2 separate regions of the Homo sapiens genome follow, and region 2 is linked to region 1. Evidence: read pairs that join two places in POLR2A ChIA-PET (ENCODE). Cell type or tissue: Panc1. All regions are shown on one strand. Links, peaks and the distances in the headings refer to the core of each region. The heading gives the core; the rest is flanking DNA. Region 1 overlaps LOC124902554 (a long non-coding RNA gene). Region 2 overlaps AFAP1L2 (actin filament associated protein 1 like 2).

The links. ChIA-PET counts read pairs that join two places held together with the same protein. Peaks named below come from ENCODE experiments on the same cell type or tissue, not always from the same donor. Only the 100,000 strongest peaks of a DNase experiment are listed, where the experiment ranks them.
Region 2: POLR2A ChIA-PET joins it to region 1 with 5 read pairs; 1 of 35 experiments calls an interaction of 5 or more read pairs at or near these places.

What each region holds. Positions count from the first base shown.
Region 1 is chr10:114,046,829-114,052,204 of GRCh38, forward strand. It overlaps LOC124902554 (a long non-coding RNA gene), which reads right to left. Exons shown (of 2, transcript XR_007062383.1): 2 at 134-367. ADRB1 (adrenoceptor beta 1) reads left to right here. Exons shown (of 1, transcript NM_000684.3): 1 at 1-76. Among named protein-coding and RNA genes, the nearest start is that of ADRB1, 5.7 kb to the left of the region's middle. In Panc1, for the core only: no CTCF peak of the experiment used is centred there; no DNase peak of the experiment used is centred there; H3K4me3 peaks cover 662 bases; H3K27ac peaks cover 4,689 bases.
Region 2 is chr10:114,342,330-114,347,705 of GRCh38, forward strand. All of the region lies in intron 1 of AFAP1L2 (actin filament associated protein 1 like 2), which reads right to left. Among named protein-coding and RNA genes, the nearest start is that of AFAP1L2, 59 kb to the right of the region's middle. In Panc1, for the core only: no CTCF peak of the experiment used is centred there; no DNase peak of the experiment used is centred there; H3K27ac peaks cover 531 bases.

The DNA of each region.
Region 1 (5,376 bases), core at 113-5,112:
AAGTATTTATACTCTGGTGCAACTAACTACTGTGTGAGGAATTGGTCCATGTGCAATAAATACCAATGAAGCACAATCAAGATTATGTACTGTGTGTCTGTAAAGGGTCAGTGACAATGAAAAAGACAGCTTGTTTTGTTCAAAATATAGACTGGATTTCCCATAGAGCTCTTTTAATAGGTTTCCATGACTCAATAACATAGCAAAATGCCTCCAGACCTAAATAAGGTGTTTACCTACTGAGAGCTACAGATTTACCCTACATTTTCACAGCCGGATTCAAGGTGTTCTAGACTACTTGTAGGCACTTTCAAGATCCCATCTGCTGCACTTGACTGAAGAAGTGACCTTTGTGATTGCGTAGCTCCTAAAAAAAAAAAAAAAAAAAAAAAAGTGACGCGGTCATTTAACTCAGCTGCAACTTTTCACGGAAATGCAGGAAAGACTAACTCATTGAATGATCAGTTGCCTACTTGGAATGCAATAAGTGGCTTCCACAGCTTATTTTTGTTTTCCAATAGAAAATCACAGCCTGCGGATGATCAGTGTGTGCAGATTTCTCCAGAGGCTGTTTAGAATGAAAAATGCTTTCATGGTTAAGCAAAAATGTATAAAAGGGCTTCTGAAGTAAATTTTTTTCTCTTATGTAGTTAAATAGATCATTTTGCCAGAAGTTCTGGGTGGACAGATCATAGGTAAAAGCAAGTGTGAAAGGATTTAAGTTTCCAACAAAATTACAGCACCCAAAGGATGGGGTATTTTTCATAAAGTTATTTCCTAAAGGAAGGGATAGTGCAATTCTGTCCTGAGATTAATTTTACATTCTCCAAAATACATTTAAAGTTCTTACTATATTTTTAAATAAGCTTTTTATTTCATGACCATACAGTAAAGAAACCAAAGTAAAGAATATTAACTTCTGGCTTATGCTGCACTTTAAATGAGCGGAGTATTCTTTAACAGGGAAAAGTTGAGACTGAATATTCTTTTTTGCAATGGCATATTCTAAAGACAAGGCAACCATCTTCTGAGAAAGGTTAATGACGTAGATGTTTTAGAGACCAGCAGAAGGTTGCATGAACAGTAACAGCCTCAACAAAAGCTGCTATGAAGTTTAACCCCTTTCCAGCAAAAAAAAAAAAAAAAAAAGGAAAAGGAAAAAGGAGAGCTTCTTTAAGAATACAAAGATAAATACTTAAACATATTTTGAAGAACATAAAATCAGTCTCAGGATGAAATGTCACTATAATTTCCCTAGGAACCAAATATGGTTAATATCCATCCACCCCCGACCATGAGTATGTAAGATGCATTTTCTTAGGGGTTTTGTCCTTCTTTGTTTGAAATTACTAGACACTGAAGTACCAGGTAAATGCTTCACTTTCTTGGTTTCCTGTTTATTTACTTATTTTGTCTAGATAAGTCTTCACATTTAAATAAAAAGAAATCTTCCCAGCCCAAAACATATACGCAGGCCCTTCAAATCTCAGGTCTTAAAATCACTCAGGTCTTAAAATCATGAAAGTCCTTTAAGCTTTAAGAACAAATGTGTATAATTTAACTACTTAGTACACAGGTTTAGTCACTTTAGTGAGTTAGAGGAAACCACTGTAATCTTGGGGCCGGTTTCTATGTATTGGCAGGAAATAGAAAAGATTTTTGTGTGATCTCCCAAGATCTCCAACTGAAAATTACATGGATTCAGAAACAGACCATGTCAGTGATTCCAAATCCCCATGAAGACTACTTTTTGTCGCTTTTGAAGAAGGCAGCCATTGATTTATAATAGGAAATGTGGGGAGCTGGGCTGTCAGTCCCAGTAGCGATGGCAGTGGGAGGAGAGAGCAGCCAGTCCTGCTTAATCTGGTGAGATTGTGCACTGCAGAAATAGGAAGAAGAAGACATTGAGTGTGCAAAAAGGCAGCCTTACCCATGGGCTTGTGTGTATCAAAGTACCAAAAGCATAAACCTTAAAATCAAAGCAGGAAAATGTGATCAAGATCCATAGATTTGCTACATTGGACGTTACATTCAGGTTAAACACTAACAATAACTCAATGGAGATTTTCCAGGATTTATAAATTCTCTCTCCGATGTAGAAATGTGTAATTGGTATAGCATATGGCTTCATACTTTGGTGAACTTGCCTATATAAAACTTTGCAAATAGAGTTTATTTGTTTCTTAGTCTATGCTTTCTTTGGAATTGGAATTATTAATAACTCCTAAGTGGCTATTGTGAAATCTTTCCTTGTTAAGCACATTTTCCTAGCTTATGTTAATTTCACATTTTGTTGAATGTGCCCGTTCCTCTGGCAGTATATAAAATTGCCAGACAGAAATTCTGCACCCAGAGTATCAGGGTAATATTAACATTTAAGTTTTTTGTAAGAGGTTCTCAGCAAGGATCTAAAGAAAAATTATTCTGTAACTTTTGCTGCCAGTTGTGAAAGACTTTTTAAAAAATGTTTTTAACCAAGCTGGACTCATTTGTTTAGTTGAAGGAAAAAAATTAAAACCTTAGAAGTAAATTAAACACACTGGCACAGATAATATCATTTTATTTGTACATTTCTGGCATAATGTGCTGAGAAATACTAATTCTTTTGACTCCCTGCCAATTTTCTACTAATCAAAATGGAGAAGATATGCACTGTTTGGATTATACCTAAAAATAGTTGTGCTACAGTCACATCAGCAAATGGAATTAAATTAATTTCTCTTTCTTCCTCTTCACATACACCCTCTGCACCATTTAAATTTCCATCTAGAATATTGCTCCTGAATCTCATAATTTTTTATTCAATGCATCCCAAATAACATTGCTACATTGCAATGATTTTTAAGCAAACTCTATTGAACTACTCTTCCGGCGGGATAACACTCTCCTGAAAATGCCATGTTTAGTCGGCTCTCATTTAAGGAGCCTCTACTAGATAGCTGTTATAATGTAATCAAAGAGGTAGGAATACTAGAAATAGATACTTTGTAGGCCAATTTACCTCATCAATAGTCTTTTTACCCTTTTGTAGGTGGAGGGCGATAGTGCCTGAATCAATCAGATTTGATCACTTGATCATAGAACAGATAAGCGGCTTCAAATCCGATTGCTCTAACGACAGACTGCAAAAATGGTAGCTCCAAGAAGCTCCCACACTGCTGGCACTATCAGAGCATGATCTTTGCAGTAACGTTAGCAGCACCCAAGAAGGCTTTGTAAGCAACTGCCTTTAAACCTTTGCCTTCTCTTGGATGTTTGGCAATGATCACGTCCCCAGCTTCTATACTTGAAGATCATTCTTGTCTTAGAAACACCACACTCACTAGCCCTTTTTGGAGCACTTCTTCGATTCTTTTTTTGTTTTTTTTTTTTTTTTGAGACGGAGTCTCTCTCTGTCGCCCAGACTGGAGTGCAGTGGCGCAATCTCGGCTCACTGCAGGCTCCGCCTTCCGGGTTCCCGCCATTCTCCTGCCTCAGCCCCACAAGTAGCTGGGACTACAGGCGCCCGCCACCACGCCCGGCTAATTTTTTGTATTTTTAGTAGAGACGGAGTTTCACCGTGTTAGCCAGGATGGTCTTCATCTTCTGACCTCGTGATCCTCCCGCCTCAGCCTCCCAGAGTGCTGGGATTACAGGCATGAGCCACCGTGCCCAGCGTTGGAGCACTTCTTCAATTTTTTCTGAGACAGGGTCTCACTCTGTTGCCCAGGCTGGTAGTGCAGTGGCACAGTCATGGCTTACTGCAGCCTCGACCTCCCAGGTTCAAGTGGTCCTCCCACCTCAGCCTCCTGAGTAGTTGGGACTACAGCCACGTGCCACCAAGCCTGACAGGTTTCTTTTTTGTTTTGTTTTGTTTGTTGTTGTTGTTTTTTAATTTTTTTTTGTTTATTTTTTGTAGAGACAGAGTCTCCCTATGTTGCCCAGGCTGCTCTTGAACTCCAGGGCTCAAGCAGTCCGCCTGCCGTGGCCTCCCAAAGTGTTGAAAATATGAGCTCGAGCCACCATGCCCGGCCTTCAATCCTTGAATAAGCTAGAAACATCTAGAACATCTAGTTCTTGATACATTTCTTTTCCTAGGAGAATTAATTTCTCACAAATCATTTCCTAAAGCTCTGATTTTCAACATCTGTCAATATTTACAGTTCCATTTTTCCTCTCTCTCCGTATTCCCTTGCTCATAGCTGTTAATTAGGAGTAGCAAGACCACGCTGTTTTCTTCCCACTTATGACACAAAACTTACCTATGATGCATTTTACATGTGAAGTTTGGGTTTCTTCCTGAGAATTTCAGTATTGCTCACAATTAGGTGGCAACTCCAAGCAGATAAAAATTTAAATACTTGTTTGTATTTTCCTATCAAAGGTGTTCAGGATGAGTTTAATATTTGGGGTGTGGGACTATCTTAGGCTTTCTTTTTTCTGATATTGTCACTTCGTAACCATGTGACCTTGTCAGTCTCATTATCTTGGTTTCAAAAGGTAACATTAGTTGTTCCACCTTCAACTATTTGCAAATTAGTTTTGCTAATTATTATTAGGCTAGCTGATTTGTGAGAATTGTGGGTAAAATTTTAGGGGTGTAGAAAACTCTTTCAAGCAGATGGCCCACTATGGCCACAATGGCTGTCTAACTGTAGTTCCCACTGTGCCCAATGACCTTGGGGACAAGTCACTTAGTTTCCTTGCCATTCAGGTTCACTTCCTACAAAGCCTGATCAGTAGCCTTTGTTTAATCTCTTTGAGATGCTATGACAGAAGTTCTTTGCTTTGCAAAGTCTATCTTTTTGAATACTTTCTCCTGGCCTCCTTTTCCCTTTCCTAGCAACTCCACCCACAGAAATCCCTCCGTCTTCTTCTTTTTTTTTTTTTTAAGTGAAAAGAACAACTAAGAATAGCAAAAATATATATAATAGCCCATGCATTCAAACAAATGGTCCTTCATTTTTTGTTGCAATTAAAATTCCACAGAAACCACAACTGAATAAAATAATCTTCCGAAACATCGGATTAAAAAACCTGTTTGCTGTGTGCTGAGCAAAAGTGATTGTTTAATGATTCTTAACCCACAGCCACTTTGAGAAAAGAAAGCCAATTTGGAAAACTACTCAACTCTACAATTTTGCATTGAGTTATAAATACTAAAAGCAACTATCTAGATTATTCTCCTTTTTCTTGGAATAGCAATTCAGAGATGAAAAGCACTGAGAGCAACAGGAGTTTATATTTTTGCACGCCCTTCCTTTATGGGTTGCAGGGTATTGAGTTTCTCTGTTCCCAACCTAATAAACAGGGACAAATCTACAGGAACTTTACTGGCTTACAATTTCTGTTATGTTAACTACAGGAACGCACCTGCAATCTTGAAGTCCTTGTAAA
Region 2 (5,376 bases), core at 295-5,294, 300 kb after region 1:
TCTTGGTCTAGATAACATTCCTCCTGAGACACCTTCTCTGGGCCTCTTTAACAGATCCATGTTACCAGCACTGGCCTCTGTGGTGGGCTAAATATTGGGCCCCTAATGATATCCATGACCTAACCCCTCAAATCTGTGAATATGCTACTTGACGTGGCAAAGGGACTTCACAGATGTGATTTAATGAGGAGATTATCCTGGTTTGTGCAGGTGAGCACAGTGTAATCACAGTGGCTCTTATAAGCGGGGAGGTAGGAGGGTAAGAGTCAGGGAGATAAGATGCTACCATGTTGGCTTTGGGGATGGAGGAAGGGACCATGAGCCGAGGAACACAGGTGGCTTCTGGAATCTGGAAAAGGTGAAGAAGTAGATTCTTTCCTAGAGCCTCCAGGAGCCCTGTGGCCCCCTCTCAGATTCTGATCTCCAGAACTGTAGATTAACGAGTTCGTGTTGCTTTATGTCACTAAGTTTGGTAATTTGTTACCACAGCAATAAGAAACTGAGACATCCTCTCACAGCTCTGACTGCATCACAGCGTAGCTGTCTGTGTCGCCATTTAGCTGCAAGCTCCAAGGACAGGCTTTGTGTGGAGCTCACATTTCCAGGGCCCAGCACAATATCCAATAAATATTTGTTGACTAAATGAGTAAATGAAAGCAAAGCAAATCTATCCACTTACTTTGTACATGAAAGAATCCCATGGCTGAATTATAAGAAAAATAAATTAGTGGCCTGGATTAAGAGTAAAGAGAAGTCCACTAAAAATCCAGGTATCTGGCAGGTCCTATCTAGCCAAAATACTGGAACAGATGGGATTTTAAAAAGCATCTCCTCTACTTATCTAGCTTACATAATACACTCACAACACTGAGAACCCAAACAATTCTTCCCCCAAATGGCCTCCATGAAACCAACTCCTAGGGTTTACTGCATGAATGAGCTGTTCTGAAACCTGGACCCCAGCAACTTGCCCACCATCCAGAACCCTTGGCACCTCCTGCTTTCCTCGTGATCACTCTGCTCCAGACCAGCATGAGCTCCCCGTCTGCATGGGCAGCCTTTCATTTGTGTCACTCTAGAGGCAAGTCAGTGGCTCAGGAGAAACAGGCACTTTGTGGGAAGCCTGCACTCATTTGCTCACCTCACCCCTGCTCCTTTGTCTCCCTGGCATTGCTGGTCAGCCCCACCATGACACTGAGCAGATTTACAAATAACCAGCAAGGAGGGAGGGAGGGAGGCTGGCACTGGGCTCACCAGAGTGCAGGGCAGAGACTAAGCTCTTCCAGGTAGTTAAGTGTTTGCACAAAGAGCATGGGTCACAGGAGCTTCTCAGCAGACAGAGAAGCATCGGCGGGATCAGTTACTATGGGCATCACTAGAGGTTGCACCTGGCAAAAGTTGCCCTGTTGCCCTTGACCTTAACCAGTAGGGCCTCCCACCATCTGACCCAGGGGAGCTTCTCTGCTGGAGCTGGAGGCCCCAGCCCCATGCCCTGCTGTGACCAGACTTGCTCACCAAGGGCCAAGAGCCGCACTGCCAGCATCACCACACCCTCATCCAAGGCAATGGTGCTGCTGGGCCTGGATGACTGAGCCGAACCAGAGAAGAACGGGAGACAACACCAAGGCAGAGAAACTGAATTAAACAAGGAAATGAAAGGAGCGTGATGATGGCAAAATTCCAACTCTTGCCTGAGATAAAGTGAGGAGGGACCATAATCTAGCCTTATAAATGAGAGCCCTGATGGTCTGCAAACAAACATTTCCTACTGTGAAGTCCACGAGCATTGACTCAGCATCTGCTAGGCTGGCCCACAGAAGCATTTAAAAGAAAGAATAAAGCATGTTCTCCCAACTAAAAGGCCTTAGCTTGTGTTGTGTTTTGTTACTAACAGCTATTCATGAGTTTCCTGTCGGCCCCAGGAACTCAAAAGCAGTGAGCTTAAAGAAGCCAAACCAGGGAAAATAAATGGAGGACAACGACAGTGAGCCTTGAACTCAACTTCAGGGGACAAGGGAAAGTGAAAGGGCCTTGCAAGGCAATCGGGGTCTCAAGCTGCATTTTTCCTGACTTCTGAACTTCTCAAGGCTGTCCCTCTGCTGCCACTTCAAAAAAAAACCCATAAAAACTGTAAGTATCTTTTCACTTCCGCATCCTTGGCTATTCCCAAAAGCTGCCCAATTCCTGGAAAATAGCCTTTGTTTCTATTTCACGTGAGCCAATATGTACCAAGCCAAAGGGTGGAAAGTGCTGGGCCTGGCCCTGGGGAAACAAAGGTGACCCCAAGGGGTCCTCAGCCCTTCCAGAGGCCTAGTGAACCCAGGGTGAGAAGAGAACTAATCAAGGGATGTCTCCAAGGACCAGCAATGCAATAAGGAAAGTAAGGCAAACTCTGAGTTTATCAGGAAAAGGAATTGTAGCTCGTCCTTGAGGAATGCATAGGAGCTCACTGGAAAGGGGCAGAGGCATTTTAAGAAGAAGGGATGGCTGGGCACAGTGGCTCACGTTTGTAATCCCAGCACTTTGGGAGGCCAAGGTGGGCGGATCACCTGAGATCAGGAGTTCGAGACCAGCCTGGCCAACCTGGCAAAACCCTGTCTCTACTAAAAATACAAAAACTAGCCAGGGGTGGTGGCGTGCACCTGTAATCCCAGCTACCCGGGGGGCTGAGGCAGGAGAATCGCTTGAACCTGAGAGACGGAGGTTGCAGTGAGCCGAGATCACACCACTGCCCTCCAGCCTGGGCAACACAGCAAGACTCCATCTCAAAAAAAAAAAAAAAGGAAAGAAAGAAAAAGGGATGAGATGCTCAGAAAACTTGAGCCCTGAAAGTACATGTGTTTGGGAAACCACCCAGTGGCTCTGTGTATCGGGGGAACATGGAGCATCGAGGTGGGTGGGGGTGGGCCTCAAAGGGGAGAAGGTGGGCTCTAAGGCCAGAACTGTGGATTGGGGGTGATGCAGATGAAGAGGGCTTTATTATTCTGCTCAGAAGTTGGTGCCTTATTCTGCAGGGTCATGCAAGGCTGTTCTTTAAGCAGACTAGAGAGAATAATCCTGAAGCTGTGGGTCCTCAAGAGGATGGATGGAAGGGGACTGGCAGTGGAGGCAGGGAGGCCAGTTAGATAAACTCATTAGTGCATATGGAATGATGAGGGTGTGAGCTAATCATGGCAGCTGGGCACCATGCCATCAGCTGTGCCCCTACCACCTCAATTCTCACAACCACCCTGCAAGTGCACAGCTGTGGGAATGGGCTAAGGAGGCTGAATTACAACCCAATTTGGCCACATCCCTGATGAGTAGCGGCACGGGGGATCAAATCCAAGCATATCCAAGTTCAAAGCACTTGTGTCTGCCATCCATCCGTTGGCTGTAGTCATTCCCAGGGAGCCAGGAAAGTGCATCTGAGTCATGGCCCCTGCCCATCAGTCCTTCATACTCCACAAGGCAAAGGGTGTGGGGATGAAGAGAAAGAGTGGACTGGAGACATGAGACAGGGAGAGCCCACAGGACCTGCCGATGTGGGCACTGGGTGGTGGAGATGCGGAAAGCCATCAGACACCGTGGTGAACCAGGCAGCCGTGGTGCCTGCCCGATGTAGGCACTGGGTGGTGGAGACGTGGAAAGCCATCAGACACCGTGGTGAACCAGGCAGCCATGGCACCTGCCCATCGGGGAGCGGGTGGGCCAGCCAGATGTGTGGGGAAGAGCAGCTCTTGGGTGCTGTCTGCTGAGGACAATGTCGAGACCCTCCTTCTCTTCTAGGCTGTGGCAGGTGAAGGGGAAGCCCCAGGGTTGAAGGAGCGCAGGCCTGGGGATGAGAGAGAGTCAAAAGGGAAGGATGTTCCTTCCCTTCCTCTCTGGATCCATATCATTGTTCCAGGTCCAGCCAGGCCCCTTCTCCAGAAAGCCACTGTGACCAGCGGCACTCAGCTCTCTTGCTGGCGTCTGCCTCCCTAGGTTGTGGACTGTCAAAACCAGTTGCGCATAGTCGTCTGGGTGTGTGTCTATCTCCAGGGCAGAAGCTCTTTCCGGTCAAGGGTCAAGATTTATAGATTTGGGTGTCCGACAAGGTGCTAAGCACACAGGAGGCCATAGGCGATTCTCCTCCAGACACACCCTTTCGGGATCCAGCCACAGGCTTGGGGAAATAACAATCAACAAAGGCAAGGCCCCAGAGTGCCAACCTCAGTGACATTTATCAACCCCCAGGGCTGGGAGGGGTGGGCATCCCTTAGAGGAATGTGGCTATTGCCCTGAGGCCCTGGAACTCGCTCACCACATTTCCTTTCTCCCCCACCATCCCCCACACTTTCATTTCGGTCTCTTCCTCGTCCTCCTGTGGAGCGAGGGAGAAATAAATGTGTTGTTCATTCTGGAAACTGTAGGCCCTTGTGCAGGCTTTCCATCCCGGCTCTGTTAAAGTTCAGGGTTGTCTGCTTAGGGTCAATAAGTTTCTTGTTTGAGACTTCCAAGGCCCACGCAGGGCTGGGCGGTTCAACTGCTCGATTCATTGCCCTCCTCTGTGGTGAAGCTCTTCCTCCAGATGACCTCCTCCCCCAGCTTTTCTCATCTTGAGGCTGTCTTGCTTTTTGGTCACTAAGTTCCCAACCATAAACGTCTTCCCAACATGCCGAAAAAGCCACTCTTCACGGTTTCCCTGCTGTTCTATGCACACATTTTTATTTATTCAGCTGCATTTGCTGAAGACCTGAGATGGAGCATGATTTTCCTTCCCAATGTCAAACTGAGCAGACCTGCGCTTTATATAGAAAGACTGTATCCCTCTGCCCCAACAGTTCCCAAGATCAAGCCACTGAATGTATTATCCTCATGAGCCCAACTGCTGGGGAGCAGTCAGTGTTAGGAGCCTGTGACACTTTCTGTGAGAAGCAACAGCATCCTACAGATGCCAGGGAGGGTGGAAAATGTCGAAGATCTTCCTCCTGATCAGAGAGAGCTCTCAAGTTCTCAAGATGAGCTTCTGGAAAAATACACTCCTCACACCACCTAAGAAGGGTGACCTCAGAGCAAATGCCCCTTGTCTTCAAAAATGCAAAACACTGAGTCAGCCTTTAGCACGTATCTACTATACGTCTGGCCTGTTCATAGAAAGTGGGATTTTTTTCTTATTTTTATTTTACTTTACTTTCTTTTTTTTGAGACAAGATGTCACTCTGTCATCCAGGCTGGAGTGCAGTGGTACAATCATGACTCACTGCACCCTTGACCTCCCAGACTCAAGTGAGTCTCCTTGAGTAGCTGGGACTATAGGCATGTACCACTTGAGACTATATGGTCTCAAGTAGCTGGGACTATAGGCATGTACCACCACGCCCTGCTAATTTTTAAATTTTTTGTAGAGACAGAGTC